Linked DNA regions of Homo sapiens: region 2 is linked to region 1. Evidence: read pairs that join two places in POLR2A ChIA-PET (ENCODE). Cell type or tissue: Panc1. All regions are shown on one strand. Each heading gives the region's core, and the rest is flanking DNA. Links, peaks and the distances in the headings are about the cores only.

Region 1 (9,785 bases), core at 936-8,935:
CTTTAGAAGAAGACCAGAAGACTAGATTTGCTTTTCCCTCCAATTTGAAATACCACTTCTATTCCAGGACACCCAGGAGCATTGTTGATTGTTACTCTCTTTGTTCAGGCACACAAGGTGGGGCCGTTTCATAGTAGCTAGCAAATCTGTTTGAATCCCAGAATGTTCATTTTAAGCATCAGAGACTTTAAAGTACAATCAGAATCTGCAGAGAGGAAAGGAGGGGGAAGAGATAGATAATGTATTTAAGAGAGCATAGGTAAATGGCTACTCATCTACTTTGAGTGATCCAAAATTATTATCAATTTTTGTTTTTAAGGAGATTTTAGGCAGGGTGCTGTGGCTCATGCCTGTAATCTCAGCACTTTGGGAGGCTGAGGCAGGAGGATCACCTGAGCTCAGTGAGACCAGCCTAGGCAACATAGTGAGACCCCATCTCTGTCTTCTCTTATGCCCCCCCCCAAAATTAGTTGGGCATGGTGGTGCATGCCCGTGGTCCGAGTTACTCAGGAGGCTTGAGGTGGGAGGATTGCTTGAGCCCGGAAGGTCGAAGCTGCCGTGAGCCATTATTGCACCACTGGGCTCCAGCCTGCGTGACAGAGTGAGACCCTGTCTCAAAAAAAAGGAAATAAAAAAGAAGAACAGTTTAGAATTTTGGTTCTCTTTAAGCTTTGACCTTCTTGAAAAGAGGAATAGGTTTTCTCTATATTTTACCTCCATCTCCATGGTAACAGGTATATATAGTAAGTACTCAATAACACATAAATCTATTCATTTAAAAATACAAGGGAAATTTAAAGCTCATTTGAAGTTTTTTTTTCTTTTTAATTGTTAAAAAATACGTAACATAGCCAGGTGCAGTGGCTAGCACCTGTAATCCCAGCACTTTGGGAAGCTGAGACAGAAGGATTACTTGAGGCCAGGAGTTGAGACCAGCCTGGGCAATATAGCAAGACCCCATCTCTACAAAAAAAATTAAATTGGCTGGGCTTGGTGGCACACACATGAAGTCCCAGCTACTAGGGAGGTTGAGGTGGGAGGATCACTTGAGCCCAGGAGTTGAGGGATGCAGTGAGCTATGATTGGGCCATTGCACTCCAGCCTGGGTGACAGAGCGAGACCCTGTCTCTGCTTAAAAAAAAAAAAGAATTCCCCCTTTCCAAAACATATAGCATAAAATTTACCATCTTAACCATTTTTAAGTGTACAGTTCTGTATGTTAAGTATATTCACATGTTGGTGTGAAGTCCATCTGTTTTAAATGGTTAGTGTCTTTATTCTCCAAAAAGAATGGAGCCTTATTCTGTTTCCAACATTAAGAATTGAGTTTGTTTCATAACTGGCTGTTTATTTCCTAGTGTCAGATTCAACAGTGTGCAGGCATTGTGCTGGTTTCTCTCACGTATCTCCTTCTGTAGCACCCACATAATTTTACCTAGAATATATCCACATTTATGGCATATTGAAACAAGTTATGACAGATTTCTTTAACTGTACTAAACCTTTGCTATAAATAACCACTCAAGAAAGCCCTGTCACTCTGGTGTAAACAGTCATGCCTTCTTGTTTTTTTTGTTTTTGTTTTTGTTTGTTTTGTTTGAGATGGAGTCTCACTCTGTCACCCAGACTGGAGTGCAATGACGCGATCTCGGCTCACTGCAGCCTCCGCCTCCCAGGTTCAAGCGATTCTCCCACCTCTGCCTCCCAAGTAGCCAGGACTATAGGTGGCGTGCTAACACATCCGGCTAATTTTTGTATTTTTAGTAGAGATGGAGTTTCACTATGTTGGCCAGGCTGGTCCCGAACTCCTGACCTCGTGATCCGCCCATCTTGGCCTCCCAAAGTGCTGGGATTGCAGGCTTGAGCCACCGCACCCAGCCGCCTTCTTGGTATTTTATAGACTAGGCATTGCATGTAATTTCTGGGCTTATGCTTTTGTAAGCTCTTTGCATTGACTAGTTTATTGTCAACTTGCCTTTTTATTTGAGTTTAGGACTCTAACATATCTAACACGCAACCATCCACTAAAATTTTAAGCCTGGTCTCTTTGGGCTTTCTTTATCAAAGGCTTAAAAATTATCTTGACCCATGCAAGGCTTTTGCCAACAAAAGTTGCAGTCCTTGAGGCTCCAATGCCAATATCTTGTCACTGGATAGATGGGAGAATAGGGCGTGCAGACTCTGAAGTGAAGTTATCTGTGGCAGGATACAAATTGAACTTTGTAAACTGAGTTTATTTTTGTACTTCTATTTTCATATTCATGTTTTGTTCTCCCTTAGTATTTGCTAAAATATTTCAGAAGTTTTAAAAAAATTATCATATGTGGCAGATAAGTGATTGTTAGTATTAAAAAATAAAAGACCTGCAGAAAATATATGTTGACAAGATATCTGAAGGAAACAACACAAAGAAAGCACAACTGATGAGAAATATTATGAACAATTATTTATTGTAGAAGCAGAAGATGTGTTTAATTCAGAGTAAAGCAAGAGTGAATGATAGTTGTATTTTGTAGCAGTTGGACTAGATTCAGTTCTGGAAATTGTTTTATAACCTTTTGGCAGTTTTGAAATGAAATGTAGTTCAACATTTTTATTTTTCTGTGAAATACATTTAGTCAGTAGGTGTAGCCCAGTAGGTGTAGACTTACATTGTCTAAGAACTGTTTGATGATTTGGCTGAGTCTTTGGTCACAGACAAAAGTTTAGCCCCTGGGAAAAATAAGTGGGATCTGATATTATTTCATATCTCACCCTGTCTAGAAGTTTCGATCAGTACATTTAGACAACCAACAAATATTTACTGACCTAACACTACATTCTAGTTATACCAGCTGTAAATACTGTATGACAAGGAGAGAGTAGATAAGATGGTTCCTGACCTTCAGGTTTATTTTCCAGTCTCCCAAGCCTTATTTGTTTAAACTGCTGTAGACCTTTGAAGTTTCCTTAAAGCCAAGGATGTTTTCTACTTCTGTGTACTCCTTTCATGCTTAGAATTAAGTATGTGATTGGTCTGAATATTTAATTGAAAAATCGTTTCAACCTCCTTGTGAGTAGGAAGTCTCATTAATTTTTGCATAAAAGTACTTGGTGCAGGATATAAAAGCAGAGTGCTAATATTTGGAAATATGAGATCTGGGTTTGAGTTTGGCACTACCAATTCCTATAAGTAAAGGGACAAGGTACCACCACTGAATTATTTTCCTCAGCAATAAATGGAAATTAAAATCTCTACCCATCTTCTTAAAGAGTAGTTATGAAGACAAAGTAAGTGAACTCACATTATACAAACTGTAAAAGTGCCATATAAATGCTTATTATTAATACCTATTGTATAGTACATAGTTATTTTAACTGAATTAGAGATAATCCATCCTTAGGTCTTCCAAGTCTAACAACAGTACTAGTTAATATGCTTTGTATGTGATAGATGTTGGACTTCAGGATCTGTGCTTTTAATGTTATATGTGTTTTAGGACCCCTAAATTCCTAATTTTGGTGTTGGTTTCACTAATTCTGAGCTCACTAGTCATCTCTACTTCTGAGTCTAACTTCTAAAAAATCATCTAAAAAGAGCTTCAGTTACTCAGTAGTGGTGTTGGGACAACTGAATAACAACCCAGAATTTAAATAACTGGATCCCCATTGTCATTCCTTACCCCAGATAGATTCCAGATGAATAAAAGCTTTAAATGTAAAAAATGAAATCATAAAATTATTAGGATGAACAATGGTGGAATTATCTTAAAAATAATATTTGAATAAGAAAAACTTTTCTAAGCTTAACCCAAAACTTAGAAGCCATAAGACATGGACAAATATGCCTAGTATTCCATTATTGGAATGCTAAGCATCTGGGAGTTATTCGTGTCCTACTGTTCAAGGTCATTGCCAAGGTCTGATTGCAAAAATTTAAAAAATTGCAACCTCAGGCATAAATGGGTTAAGAAAAGTATAAGGCCAGTCACAGTGGCTCACACTTGTAATCCCAGGACTTTGGGAAGCCAAGGTGGTGGATCACTTGAGGCCATGAGTTCAAGGCCAGCTTGGGCAACAATAAGACCTCGTCTCTACAAAAAATTAAAAAAAAAACAGATTAGCCGGGTATGGTGGCATGCACCTGTATTCCTAGCTATTTGGAAGGCTGAGGTGAGAGGATCGCTTGACTCCAGGAGTTTGAAGTTGCAGTGAGCTATGATCCCGCCACTGTACTCCAGCCTGAGCAACACAGCAAGCCTGCCTCAAAAAAGGAAAGGATAAATTTGGTTATATTTCATCATAACAAAGTCAACAAACAAATAGACTGGGAAAAATATCTGTAATATCTCATTATAGGCAAAGAACAACTTTGCTTCAGGGATTTATCAGTTTAAGAAAGACCTAAATATAATAGAAAAGGGGAAATGGTATGAACACTGTGTACAGAAAGGCAATATAGATGGCCTTTACTTTTTATTATTTATTTTTTTGAGATGGAGTCTTGCGCTGTCGCCCAGGCTGGAGTGCAATGGTGCAATCTCGGCTCACTGCAACCTCCAGTTCTCAGGTTCAAGTGATTCTCCTGCCTCAGCCTTGTGAGTAGCTGGGATTACAGGAGAGAGCCACCACACCTGGCTAATTTTTTTGTATTTTTAGTAGAGACGGGGTTTCACCATGTTGGCCAAGCTGGTCTTGAACTCCTGACCTCAGGTGATCCACCCACCTTGGCCTCCCAAAGTACTGGGATTACAGGCGTGAGCCACCATGCCTGGCCACAGATGGCCTTCAAATATATGAAAATATTCTCAACCATTCTCATAGTAAGAGACGTGCATATTAAACTATGAAATGTTAGCTTGGTAAGATTATGGGAAAATAGGTACTTACACCATAGCCATGAGAATAGAAATTGGTGAAAGCCACTACAGAGAACAATTTAGATTACTTAAAAATTAAAATGGAGGTATTCTTGAATCCAGCAATTTTTTTTTTTTTTGAGACCATGTTGCTTTGTTGCCCAGACTGGAGTGCAGTAGCATAATCATAGCTCACTGCAGCCTTGATCTCCTGGGCTCTAGTGATCCTTCTGCCTTAGGCTCCTGAGTAGTGGGGACTACAGGTGCACACCACTATGCCTGGCTAATTTTTAAGAAACTTTTTATAGAGACAAGGTTTCACTATGTTGCCCAGGCTGGTCTCAAATTCGTGGGCTCACGCAATCCTCCCACCTTGGATTCCCACAGTGCTGGGATTACAGGTGTGATCCACCATGCCTGGGCTAGTCGTGCAATTTTTTTTTTTTTTTTTAGATGGAGTCTTGCTCTGTCGCCCAGGCTGGAGTACAATGGCGCGATCTTGGTTCACAGCAACCTCTGCCTCCCGGGTTCAAGCAATTCTCCTGCCTCAGCCTCCTGAGTAGCTGGGACTACAGGCACCCACCACCACGCCTGGCTAATGTTTATATTTTTAGTTGAGACGGGGTTTCACCATGTTGGTCAGGCTGGTCTTGAACTGCTGACCTCATGATCCGCCCGCCTCAGCCTCCCAAAGTGCTGTGATTACAGGCGTGAGCCACTGGCCTGGCCATATTCATGCAATTAACAAAATTTTTAGGATATAAAATTCTTAAGCATTTCTTCCTGGTTACTAAATAATTAATATAACACACAGTTGCTTCCTGTGTAATAACACGTACATTCCTTTTGTTGATATTGAAGCAGATTTTTCAAAGTTTTGTTAGTTTTATTTGGAATATATCTCCAGACATCTCACACATCTTTTAAAGAACATTGTATTATGTTTTGGGATTGAAATAAATAAATGTAAAAATTTTACTTTATAAAATCATTAGCTGAAAAAATGTGTTAAGAGAGATGAACATTCTCTACAGCTTGGGTAGTAAAACTGAGGCATTTTATTGTGAAATATTAAAATGGTGCATTCTGTGGGTATACAGGAGTGTGCCTGTAAATTTATGTTTGTATTTGCTTGATGATGAAGATAAAAATTTGTGTAACGATAGACTCTCTGAAGGGAAACTGAGTTGCATTTTCCTGTATTTAAAAAATTTGATATCGGCCGGGCGCGGTGGCTCACGCCTGTAATCCCAGCACTTTGGGAGGCCGAGGCGGGCGGATCACGAGGTCAGGAGATCGAGACCATCCCGGCTAAAACGGTGAAACCCCGTCTCTACTAAAAATACAAAAAATTAGCCGGGCGTAGTGGCGGGCGCCTGTAGTCCCAGCTACTTGGGAGGCTGAGGCAGGAGAATGGCGTGAACCCGGGAGGCGGAGCTTGCAGTGAGCCGAGATCCCGCCACTGCACTCCAGCCTGGGTGACAGAGCGAGACTCCGTCTCAAAAAAAAAAAAAAAAAAAAAAAAAAAAAAAATTTGATATCATGTACTTGTATTACTATTCAAAAAATATAATTGTTTTAGAAAAGACCTAGAGTGGGCAGAGTGAAAGCAGAGTAGGGTTGGGGCATTTCTTCGGTTTTGCTTATGTATACCTCCTTCCCAGTCTTGTTTCAGTTAGGAAATAAATGGTGACTACAGTAGAGTAAGGCCTGCATTAGGTAAGTCTCAACAATATTTAGTCTACATTTTATGACTAAATGAAAATTAGATTTTTTTTTCCACTAGAAATGAGGTCTTGCTATATTGCCCAGGCTCCTGGCCTCACACAATATTCCCACCTCAGCCTTGCAAAGTGCTAGGATTACAGGCAGAAAACTAGATTTGAATTCAATACAATAGAATAGAAACATGTAATGTTACAATTTAGGCCTTATGGTTAAATTAGAATGCTAATTAATATTGCACTAACTTCTGACCTGGTGTGGTGGCTCACACTTGTAATCCCAGCACTTTGGGAGGCTGAGGCAGGAGGGTAACTTGAGGCCTGGAATTCAAGACCAGCCTGGACAACATAACAAGACCCTGTCTCAACAGAAATAGAAAAATTAGCCAAGCCCAATGGCACATGCCTGTAGTCTTAGCTACTTGGGAGGCTGAGGGGAGAGAATTGTTTGAGCCCTGGTACTGGAGGTTGTAGTGAGCTGTGATGGGCCACTGCACTTCCTGCATTCCAGCCTGGGCAACAGAGCTAGACCTGTCTCTATAAATAAATTATGCAAGACCTGTCTCAATCAATCAGTATCAATATTTTACTAATTTCTTAAGAAACATCATTCTTTGAGAAAATATTTTTATTAATATTATAGTGACATAGATACATTTTTCTGAATAGACTTTGCAGAAGCTAAGTTGTCTTTGTATCTTCCTTTTCCTTTTCTTTCTTTATTTTTTTATGAGATGGAGTTTCACTCTTGTTGCCCAGGCTGGAGTGCTGTGGCATCATCTCGGCTCACTGCAACCTCTGCCTCCCAGATTCAAGTGATTCTCCTGGCTCAGTCTCCCAAGTAGCTGGGATTACAAGCACACACCAGCACACTCAGCTAATTTATTATATTTTTGGTAGAGATAGGGTTTCACCATGTTGCCAGGCTGGTCTTGAACTCCTGACCTCAAGTGATTGGCCCGCCTTGGCCTCCCAAAGTGCTGGGATTACAGGCGTGAGCCACCGGGCCTGGCCTTACTTTTCCTTTTCAATTCATATTTTCCTTTGTAAAAAGGAAATAATGCTTAATATTTATTATGTGCCAAATATTGATCTAGAGTCTAGATGTTTTGCATTGTCTCATTTAATGAAATAGATATTAGTATGCTCATTTTATAAATTGAAAGTTTTGGAAAGTTTATACAGCTACTGAGTCTCTGCCATTCAAACATAAGCCTGACTTTGAAATCAATATTCATACCTTTTCCCTTCTCAGGAAAAGCTGATACTGAAAATAGGAATAGGTAGGTGGTAGGATAGCAAACATGCAGCTCCCCCAAATCACAAAGCAAGGTATGGATTGTCAGAAAGGCTGAGTTATACAGAGAGCTGGCGTAGCTGAAGGAGCATATAGCTGTAATCTCTGTTTTTTTGCTAATTAAATGGGCCTTGGAGTCTTTATTCAGTTGCCAAAGGCAAGCATAATTTTAGTTATTTACAAACCAGATTTAATAAGGTATGGGCTCTATAGAGTCTTTGACCTTTTTAATGGAATAAATATAAACAATAGAAAAGAGGCCCAGATAATAAACAAGATTAGTCAGAATTGGCTGTCAACAGTAAGAGGTTAGGTTTTAGGGATAAAATAGAAAAGGAAAGGGCCGGACGTGGTGGCTCATACCTGCAGTCCCAGCACTGTGGGGGACCAAAGCAGGAGGATTGCTTGAGGACAGGAGTTCAAGAGTAGCCTAGGCAATATAGCGAGAGCCTGTCTCTACAAAAATTAAAATAAATATGAGGATGAAAGGGATTGCAGGAGAGGAGAGGGAATGAGAATGGGGAACTTGCATGCTGTATATAAAGGGACTACTTGTTTCCTAGTACAGAGATCATCACATTTAAAGGATAAATTAAAAGACCTTAAATGTGAGTTAAGTCAAGAAAAAATAATAATCAGAAAAGAAGTTGCAGTTCCAGTGGCATGTGCCTGTAGTCCTAGCTACTCAAAAGGTTAAAGCAGAAGGATCAGTTGAGCCTGGGAGTTTGAGCCTGGGCAACATAGTGAGACCCCATCTAAAAATTAGCCAGGCAAGGTAGTGCACACCTATGGTCCTAGCTACTTGGGGGGCTGAGGTAAAAAGATTGCTTGTGTCTAGGATTTGAAGGTTACCGTGAGCTATGATTATGCCACTGCACTGCAGCCTGGGCAACAGAGCAAGACCTTGTCTCTAAATAATAAAAATAAAATGCTATAAGGGTTCAAAAGAAGAGTGACTAGGGATGACTTCGGAAAGAAGTCCTGAGGAGAGAGGAATAGGTATTACCAAAGACAGGAGATACTGATGTATACACAGTAATTGCAGTTGACAAAGAGTAGGCATAGCTAATTGGAGCAGATTGTGTCTATGGCATAGTGGATTTCATGCATTCTTTAACAGAAGAAACCACCTCAAAATTTTTTTTTAATGTTGAACTTCAGTATATGAAAGAGAAGGGAAGCCCACACAGTGTTTTTTTTGTTTTTGTTTTTGTTTTTGAGACGGAGCTTCGCTCTTGTCACCCAGGCTGGAGTGCAATGGCGTGACCTTGGCTTACTGCAACCTCTGCCTCCTGGGTTCAAGCGATTCTTCTGCCTCAGCCTCCCCAGTAGCTGGGATTATAGGCATGAGCCACCACGCCTAGCTAATTTTTGTATTTTTTAGTAGAGACAGGGTTTCATCATGTTGGCCAGGCTAGTCTCGAACTCCTGACCTCAGGTGATCCACCCGCCTCAGCCTCCCAAAGTGCTGGGATTACAGGCGTGAGCCACCACACCCGGCCCACTCAGTTGTTTTGATTGAAGCAGAGTTCTAGGTCTCCAGGAACAGTTTAAAAGCTATAGGCTGGGTGCGGTGGCTCACGCCTGTAATCCCAACACTTTGGGAGGCCGAGGCAGGTGGATCATGAGGTCAGGAGTTTGAGACCAGCCTGGCAACATGGCGAAACCCCATCTCTACTAAAAATATAAAAATTAGCTGGGCATGGTGGCGCATGCCTGTAATCCCAGCTACTTGGGAGACTGAGGCAGGAGAATGGCTTGAACTCTGGAGGCAGAAGTTGCAGTGAGCCAAGATTGTGCCATTGCACTCCAGCCTGGGCGACAGAGCAAGACTATCTTAAAACAAAAACAAAAACAAAAACTGTAACTAGGCTGGGCGCGGTGGCTCACGCCTATAATCCCCAACACACTGGGAGGCTGAGGTGG
Region 2 (9,785 bases), core at 841-8,840, 740 kb after region 1:
AAAGAAGGATAACATGAATTTTTATGGATAACACAGATGACGTTAAGACTGCAAACCTGCAAAATGATATCTATCATATGATCCCATTTCAGCAAACAAAAAAAAAAAAAAAGAGAGAGAAGGGAGTAAATTTGCACGTCATTTTAAGTGACTGTAAAATGCGTGAAGAGGTCTGGCAGGTGCACCCACTGACCTGTTAACAAGGTGTTATCCCCGCGAAGTGGAAGAGGAGGGCCTTTGCTTGCTTTCTAACACTTCTGTACTTGCTTGGTGTTGAAAAATTTAAAACTCCCATCTCTCAGTAACAATGGATAGCTGATCACATCTTGTGTGGGCTAAAGGAAAAAAAATGGGTGAAGACACACAAGGAAGCTTTGCCCAAAATCCATGGAAGAAAAGCCTGACTCGGGGGCACAGAATACAGGAGTAAAAACATCACCCCATGATCCGTGCGGCAGAGCTCCAACTGCTGCACACAAACATTACATAGGAGCCAGTGGGAAAAGCACATGATGAAATACCTCGAAGAGAGCATGGTATACAACTTACAGGAGGGCAGACACATCTGAGAGGCAAGGCAAAGCCACCATCTGGAGGGTTCAGGGGAAGGTACCACTCCACATGGTCTCTCCGAACCACCTCACCTGACAGAACTCCTTCTACTCTAGGCTTCTTTACTGTCCAGAAGCAGCAGCCATCTGAGGAAAGGACTTAAAAGGTCACTTAATCTGTCATTTCTCATATGGATAAACTGAGGCCCAGAGAGATGAAGTCACTTGCCCATGATCTCACATTGTGTAAAAGGCAGATAGGCCCATTCTAGATACCCATAGGATCTCAGGTCCTGCCTGGGTCAACCATGGCCACAGCCATGCAGGTCCATCCTGCTTCCACTGGACAGTGGTTCTGGGAGGCAGGGTTACCTCCCTGCAGTGCCCACCACAGTGGGCACCAGCAGCCAAGTGAGCGTGCTATGTCTAATTCTTGCCTGGAAAGAGGGGACAGATGCCATGACTTTCTGGCCTCCGCTATCCCCCCAGGACTCCTCCTGATGCTGGTGGTGTCTTTTGGTCCAACCTCTCTCACACGTACAGGGAACCATTCCTTCAGGGTGCCAATCTCTGCAGTCTGAGCTACCTTGGAGGAGACTTCTCTCCAGGCCAAACTTCAGGGTCAGGCAGAGAGGGGTCTAGCTCTAATATCCTCCAAACCAGACCAGCTGCCCCACAGAAATCCCCAAGGACCTATCCCCACCCCCTGGGCCAGGTTTCTGGAGATCTTGTTGGGTTTTAGGTCCCTCCCGAAGCTTGACAAAGGGAAGTCCCTTTCCCCACAGACCTGGATCAGGCTGTCCCATGGGGCCACTGGCAGGACCTTGGCACTCCTCCCCCTCCATGTGAGCCAAGCTGTCCTGTTGGCCCTTTAGGGGCTCTCTAGTTTCCTAAACAACAGGAGGGCTAAGGCACTAAGTCAGGACAGCCAGGGAGAAAATACAACTTTGCTTCTAGCCTCCAAGGCACCAGGCCAGTCTGGACATAGCAGAGGCCACACCAACCCATGAAGGCCTGGGCACCCTAGAGGGATTCCTGAGGCAGGACTAGGGCAGGCTGGAATCTGGGCCCTGCACCACACTGACCATTCAACACACCCAGGGACCCTGTTCCCTCCTCTGACTCTGAGTCTTCTTCTGTGGGCATGGCCCTACGCAATTTCTTAGGAAACATACAGGGACAGGAACAGGGATGAGCTGGGGGTCTTAACTACTGCCCAGCCAAGTACAAGTTTAGAAAAGGTATATGTGCAGTTTACTGTCTGGTCCAGGTACACCTGGAATGAGAGTCTCATTAAAAAGTTGAGCAGGCCAGGCACGGTGGCTCATGTCTGTAATTCCAGGACTTTGGGAGGCTGAGGCAGGAGGATCACTTGAGCCCAGGAGTTCAAGATCAGCCTGGGCAACATAGAGAGATCCTGTGTCTACAAAAAAATTAAAATATATATATAGCCAGGTGCAGTGGTGCGCACATCTGCAGTCCCAGCTACTTGGGAAGTGAGGCGGGAGGATCGCTTGAGCCCAGGACATTGAAGCTGCAATGAGCCAGGATCGCATCACTGCACTCCAGCCTGGGCAACAGAGCGAGACCCTGTCTCAAAATATATAAATAAATAAATAACCGTTGAAGAAAAAGACTGCTTTTATTGTATTTTAAAAGACACTTTGGAAACATTCACTAAAATCCAGCCTAGCAAGTTCACTTCTAGGTTTTTTTCCCTGTAGAAATACACAGGTGCACAAAGATGTTCTTGGTAGCAGTGTTTGTAACCATGGAAATACAGGTCTTTAAGGGGAAAGAGCAGGTTCCTGAACCAAACGTCTGGCCTGATCTCATGTGTACAAAAGAGACAACACGCAGAGGAATGTGAGGGCCAGAAAATGTTCAGAAAGATGAGCAGGCTTCAGGGAAATGGGATGCAGCAATTTTCTTTCACTTTATCTCCTTTGTTTCATTTTACCCCCTACAATAAACACATCTCTTCTAATAAAACCAATGGTTCATTTGAGAAGATGAAAACGTTCCAGTGGTGACAGTCACAAAACAGTGTGAAAGTATTTAATGTCATTGAACTGTAAACTTAGAAATGATTAAAATGGTAAATTACGTTATACGTATTTCACCACAGTTTTAAAAAATAAAAATAATAAAATCAAAACAAAGCAGAGCGAATAACTCACCAGGCTCCCTGGGGAAATAACTGATTCTAGAAGTGGGGTTAGTAAAAAACAGAGGGGGCTGAAGCATACTGTAGTGTCAGAAAGCAAAGGAAGTGCTACACACGGAAGTGCTACACACACACACACACACACACACACGCCAAACAAAACTGAAGGATGGGCAATGTCACAGAGTGCAGGAACAAACCTGCAAGAACTCCCAATGGCCAAAGCTGGAAGAACTTGAGAAACAAAATAAATCATGTAGTATTGGATTAGAACCCAATGTGTAAAAGAAAAAGACATGAGCCTATACTGATATAAATGACTGAATGAATAAATAAACGGAGGAGAAAAGACAACTCTTTCCTACAGAAAAGTTCCAAATAATCTGTGTAGATACACCCCCAGAGGAGATGGAGCTTAACCCACCTACCCCTCATACCCCCCAATCCTAAGGGAGGGCTCACTTCCAAAAAACAAAGTAGTGTCAACGTCATGAAATTAAGGGAAGACTGAGAAACTGTCACAGAGCAGAGGAAACTGGGGAGACATGATAAATCAAAATAATGTAAACCATGCGGTGCCCTGGATTGATCCCAGAAAAGAGAGAGGACAGTAAAGGAAAAACTGGTCAAACCTACATAGTCTGGAGTTGCGTTCATTGTAATATACCAGTGTCATTTCCTCAGTTTTGACAAAGGCACTGTGGTCACGACAACGTTAATGATGGGGAAACTGGGTGAGGGGTACATACGAGAACTCTCTGTACATCCCTGCAACTTTTCTGTAAATCTAAAATTATTCCGAAATAAAAAGTTTATTTAAGAAAATAAACAATGGTTTAGAACAGTGGTCCCCAACCTTTTTGGCACCAGGAACTGGTTTCATGGAAGATAATTTTTCCAGGGACAGGGAGCGGGGGATGGTTTCCAGAGGATTAAAGTGCATTACATTTATCATGCACTTTATTCTATTACATTGTAATATATAATGAAATAATTATACAACTCACCATAATGTAGAATCAGTGAGAGCCCTGAGCTTGTTTTCCTGCAACTAGACAGTCCAATCTGGGGGTGATGGGAGACAGTGACAGATCATCAGGCATTAGATTCTCACAAGGAGCACATAACCTAGATCCCTCGCGTGTGCAGTTCACAACAGGGTTTGTGCTCCTGTGAGAATCTAATGCTGCTGCTGATCTGACAGCTGGCGGAACTCAGGCGGTAATGCGAGCAATGGGGAGCAACTGTAAACACGTTCCTCCTGCTGTGTGGCCCAGTTCCTAAGAGGCCAAGTGGACCGGTACCTGTCAGTGGCCTGGGGGATGGGTCCCCTGTTTTAGATGACAACCCACGTATGCCTAGCGTTCCATTGTTGGAATGCTAAGCACATGGGAGTTATTTATATCCTACTGCTCAAGGTCATTGCCAAGGTCTGACCGCAAAAATTCAAAAAACTGCAACCTCTGGCATAAATGGGTTAAGAAGTCAAAAGATTCTCTGACAGACGTGGGTTTTTAATGCATGACAGACATGGGTTTGGAACTCTGGCTTCTGAATACTGCACCTATTTTTGATGGGCAGAACTTACAGAGCCAATTCCCACTGAAAGCACACAGAATCCATCAGGGCCAGGGTAGGGGTCAGGGGCAGCAGTGGGTATCGAGTCAGAGTCCGAAGAACTGTCTGGGTTAAGAAACAGAATAAAATAGACCCACACCCCTGGGGCCAGCCCTTGCAGCTGAAGCCCTGGAGAGCTGCTCTAACTCAGGGTTCCCCCATCACTAGGCTTCCACACATGTACAAGGAGAAACTCTCAGAGGTAGAACTGAACCAAGGTAGCCCTCTCCCCAGTCTGTAGGAGCTGAAGCTGGGTTTACTAAAGGAAATAGCCTTTTCTTTCTGGGCTTTAGAATACTCTGGCTATAGCCCAGGAACTGACATGAGATTTGGGAGGAAGAAAAAGAGAAATCTTGAGAAGGGGTTTCTGGAGAGTCTGGGGAAGATGGAATGACAGCAGCTAATGGTTCCTTGTGGTTCTTAAAGCCCAGGAAGAAAGCTGCCAGGCCCAGGTACCTCCAGCAGGCTCCTGCAGCCCAGTCTGCCCTCCTGCTCCCCATCCACTCCAGCCTCACTTCCTCCTGGCCCTGCTGGTGAGGACACCCTTGGTACCAACTGGGGGGACGGAAGGAGGACACTTGGCCCAGCTCTGTCAGGCTGGTGTGCCGCCCTCTCTGTCCTAAGCTCTGGGCTGACTCCCGCTATCTCTCTTGATTCAGAAAACTGCCTCTAGTCAGCCATTCCCAGCCTTCCTTCACTCCCCAGGAGGCTGTTGAGAGCTGCCGTATGTGCAGGCCTCTCTAGCTGCCTCTGCTGGGTCTGGCTCTCACCTGGGATTAACAGCAGCTGAGGGTAAGAGAGAGGTGGGAAATTGTTAATTTTTCCTCCTCCACCCCCGCACTTGACTTTCACAACTGCCTGTGCCAGCAAGCAGCACATGGGTTATTCCCATTTCACAAGAGGAGGAGACTGAAGCTTTGGAAGGTGAAAGGGCTTGGCCAGGTGCCTGAATCCAGGCATTCCAAGAAGAAGGAGAGAGAAGTGGTTGAGACGGAGGACTCACAGTCAGGTGTGGAGGGGCACCCGGCTCTACTCCTCTGTGGCTCTAGGACCCTGGTGAGTTTCTATACCCACTGAGTGCTAGCTTCCTCAACTGTGAGGTGGGGAAAATGGTCTCTATTAAGTAGGGTGTTGGGATAATTAAACAACACATCAGTGTACCCATCATGACACGCCAGATGTGCTATGTGTCAACTTTGAGGCAAAAGAACCCAGAGGCTCTCAGGGGCCCCAGGACCCCACTGTGGCCACCAGTGCAGCTCAATAACCAGATAGCAGAGGCCTCCCAGGAAAGGGCTGCTCAGGCTCCTGGCAGCACAAACCCTTCATGAATGAAAAGGACGTTGGCATGGGAAGAGGGGAGTGCTACTGCATCTAAGAAATCTTTGGGTCACTTGCCCTAGCCTTCCTGGAGAGGGCCATCTCCCCTGGGGGCACCAACTCTCCCAGGGCTCATGGCAGGTGACTCATGGAGGTGACTCATGGCAGCAGGCATAGCTGGGAAGGGGGTTCTTTGGGGCTATGATCCCTACACTGGCCTCTCTTGCAGGACTTAACTGAAAGCCAGAGCTAAGAGTAACCTGTGTCACCACCCACTTGGGGCCAAACCCTGGGCTATTGGAGACATCCACCATGTCATGATGAAATCTACTTATTCAGTAAATAAATAGGTATTTATTTTTATATCTGTCGCAACCAAGCAACTGCCATATTGGGCCCGACACTCAATGGGGATTTTGTGGCAAACAAACCCAAACAGCAAGGCCGTGTCTCATGGTGCTCGCATCCCAGGGGGAGCAGACAGACCACAGACAACAAATCGGTTAGGTCACTCCAGAAAGTGGTCAGTGTCATTGAGAAAATAAACTCAGGTGCGCAGGCGAGAATGATGGGCAGGGGATGATCTTTAGATCACATCACCAGGGACGACTGCCTGGAGGCGGTGACAACACTCAACACCAGAAAAATATTCAAGGGATGAGTCATGGGCAGAGCACTCCAGGGAAGTGGGGAGCAAGTGCAAAGGTTAGAGTCTACCGAGCAAAGGAGAAGGTGAGCAAACAGAGGCGAGAGAGGCCAGATCAAGGAAGGCATCTGGCGTTTATCCTGAAGGAAACAGGAAGCACTGAAAAAGGATGGGATCCAAGTCACCTTTCTAGGTGAGCACCCTGGCTGCTGGGTGGAAAATGGAATGCAAGGGGCGAGGTGCCACTGCAGAGATTCTGCAGGAGGTGACAGCGGCCTGGACCGTGGTGCTGGAGGCAGGGAGGGAGAGAGGCAGGCGGGTCTGCAGTGTGCCTTGGGGGAGAGCCACAGGGCCTTGCCCACACAGGTAAGAGCAAGGGAAGAAGTTATAGCACATTTTAATTTGGACTAGCCATGTTCTAAATGCTTGATAATCATGAGGCTTGTGACTACCTTACAGGACAGTCCAGATAGAAATTTTTAAAAGATTTCCATATTGGGGAGAGGAAGGAAAAAAAAAAAGACCTTAATGATCATAGATTTTCTGAGTGTTAGGAGTATGTATGTGATTTCTTTCCTTCTCTGTTTCCAAAGTATCTATATATAATGAATTCATGCTACTTTTTACACAGCAGCAAAAGCCAATATTTTCAATTTTAGGATAGAAGTAGGGGATTTATGAGATCTGACTGGGTGAACCATGCCTGCCAAGTAGGACTAATCCGCACTCCATGAGAGCTGACCTGCACCCCTGGCACCTGGCACAGTACACACTCCGAGTATGCTGGTTGGTTAGTTGGCTGGCTGGCAGGTGGGTAGGCTGCACAGACAGGAAGAGAGAACAATGGAAGGAAGACAGCATATTGTAGCAGTCAGAAGATTAAACTAAATTCTGACTCTTATTTCCAAATTCCAAGCTATCATTTACTAGCTGTGTGATTTTAAACAACTTACTTAACCATTCTGTGCTTTAATTTCCTCGAGTATAAAATGGCAACAATGATAGTAATTTCCTTATAGGAGTTCATGAGAAGTGAGATTATCTATCTTACAAAACACAGAAACATTTAACACAGTGTCTGCCACACAGCCAATGCTTCCAGATACGTTGGCTGTTGTAAGTATGATGAACAAATCAATGCCCAGCGTGGGGCTGCCCTAGTTCATCAGGCAATAGCATCCAGGGCACTTGTTGGAGCCACATGTACCCTGGATCCCTCCTGGCGCTGCTGTCCCTCCCCATCCTCCTTCTCAAGACTAGAGAGCATCAACCCTTAGTCTTAGCCACGGGGAAGCTAGCCCTCGGGTTTGTGTGTGTTCCCTCTGCTTGGCCCCTCATGCCTATCCCTATGCTGAGAACCAGCTTGCATACCTGCACCACCTCCGGCCTCACGTTGAAAGTGTACAGCCAGTCGCTGAAGCGGGGGTAGCTGTTGAGCTCTGGGGTCCTCTCACCGGGAGCCACGCTCAGCTTGCACTGCCTCTGCTTACAAATGTAACGGACCAGCTTCGCCTGCAGAAAGTCCAAAAAAGAAAAGCCTGTGTTCATCTGCAGCCCAACCATATGGCAGGCCCAAGCACACTACAGAGGAGCTCAGGCAGACACAAGCAATGTGATGAGGGAAGGGGCTGGCTCTCCTCTCTGCTGTTTGCAGGGGAGGGGAAAGGGTGGAGAAGGGTCTGGGAGAACAGGCAGAGGCTGGTGGCCACCCATGAGCCCCCTGCCCTACCCAGGGCGGCTGACACTGCCCACCTCAGGACATGAGCGTCATGGGCAACACTGGTCAGAACAGAGAGCTGGGTTAAATAAAAGGCAGCCTTCCTACCAGCCTGGCCAACATGGCAAAACCCTGTCTCTACCAGAAATACAATAATTAGCCAAGCATGGTGGCGCATGCCTGTAGTCCTAGCTACTTGGGAGGCTAAGGTGGGAGGATCGCTTGAGCCCAGGAGGTCAAGGCTGCAGTGAGCCATCATCACACCACCGTACTCCAGCCCGGGTGACAGAACAAGACCCTGTCTCGGGTAAAAAAGAAGGCTTTCCTGCCAGGGTGGGGTCAGGGAGTTGGTAATTGCTAATATGGAAGACCTGCTGGTTTGGGGAGAATGGGTAACCTCCCACCTAGGATGCTTCCAGCGAAGAATCCAACTGCCTGGGTTGGGATCCAAGGGCTCAGTCACACCCTAGCTCTGTGACCTTGGACAAGTTACTTAACCCCCTATAAAAGTCTCCATCTTGTCAAAGGTCTCCATCTTGTCCTCCAGAAAAATGGGGATAATAGAAGCTGACTCTCAGAGAGACGGAAGAAATGACGCATTTGGCACATGGTGAGCACCACAAGTGTAGCCATGACCACTGAGCAGCAGCAGTATTGGCCAGGGTCCTGGACTCGGATTCCCAGTAGGCTTTCAGGGATCCACACCCTGAAATGTATGCAAATTTCAGATATGCAAGTCTGTGTATTTTCTAGAGTTATTGTCCAAAGCTTTCAAAAGACTCGCAAATGGCTAAAACTTCAAATAAGAAAAGCTTACACAAGGACAGCCTGACTTGGGTAAACCCGACAAACACTGGGCTCTGGCTGGGTGCCCAGCATTGGACTGGGGAACACGGGATACAGAGAAGCACAAGGAGGGCATGGCCCAGTTCTGATGAAAAATAAGGGACTCGCATTCCCAACAGAGGCCAGTTAGGCTCGACAGATGGAAACGAGCTCACTGCCAGAAGACCAGGGAGTTGCCTGGCTTGGCTACGGCCAAGTGACCCAGGGACCCAGGGAGAGCTCCTGAAATGTTGCTAAGACTCTGGTGGCCTCCTAATGGTGACTTCCAAGTGTCCCCCCAAAATAAGTACCACCTTCACAGTCTCTTACAGGAACCTGTCTTCTGGAGACACTTCTCAACCCTGCTGTCCCTCATGGTTGTGGTGTTAATTCATTCCTTTTCCTTTCATCTGTAAATATAGGTTGTGCATTTCGAATCCAAAAACCCAAAATCCGAAACGCTTCCAAAGACCCAGAAGCTGAACCTCTCCAAAATCTAAAACATTTTGAGCACTGACATGATGCTCCAAAGAAATGCTCACTGGAGCATTTTGGATTTTGAACTTTTGGGTTTGGGATGCTTAGCCATTAAGTATAATACAAATATTCCAGAATTCTAAAAAATCCAAAATCCAAAACACTTTGGACCTCAAGCATTTCAAACAAGGGATACTCAGCCTGTATCTCACTATATTTTTCTTTTTTTTTTTTTGAGATGGTCACCAAGGCTGGCAGGCTGGGGTGCAGTGGCACGATCTTGGCTCACTGCAACCTCCGCCTCCTGGGTTTAAGTGATTCTTGTGCCTCAGCTTCCCAAGTAGTTGGAAGTATAGGCGCATGCCACCATAAAGGGCTAATTTTTGTATTTTTAGTAGAGACGGGTTTTCGCCATGTTGGACAGGCTGGTCTCCAACTTCTGACCTCAGATGATCTGCCCACTTC

The links. Peaks named below come from ENCODE experiments on the same cell type or tissue, not always from the same donor. Only the 100,000 strongest peaks of a DNase experiment are listed, where the experiment ranks them.
Region 2: POLR2A ChIA-PET joins it to region 1 with 10 read pairs; 2 of 35 experiments call an interaction of 5 or more read pairs at or near these places.

Annotation. Positions count from the first base shown.
Region 1 is chr17:28,285,015-28,294,799 of GRCh38, reverse strand. It overlaps the pseudogene KRT18P55. Among named protein-coding and RNA genes, the nearest start is that of TMEM97, 29 kb to the left of the region's middle. In Panc1, for the core only: no CTCF peak of the experiment used is centred there; no DNase peak of the experiment used is centred there.
Region 2 is chr17:27,548,596-27,558,380 of GRCh38, reverse strand. It overlaps KSR1 (kinase suppressor of ras 1), which reads right to left. Exons shown (of 21, transcript NM_001394583.1): 2 at 7,673-7,813. LOC124903960 (a long non-coding RNA gene) reads left to right here and starts at 6,294. Exons shown (of 2, transcript XR_007065680.1): 1 at 6,294-6,494. In Panc1, for the core only: no CTCF peak of the experiment used is centred there; a DNase peak (open chromatin) is centred at 5,816; H3K27ac peaks cover 2,037 bases.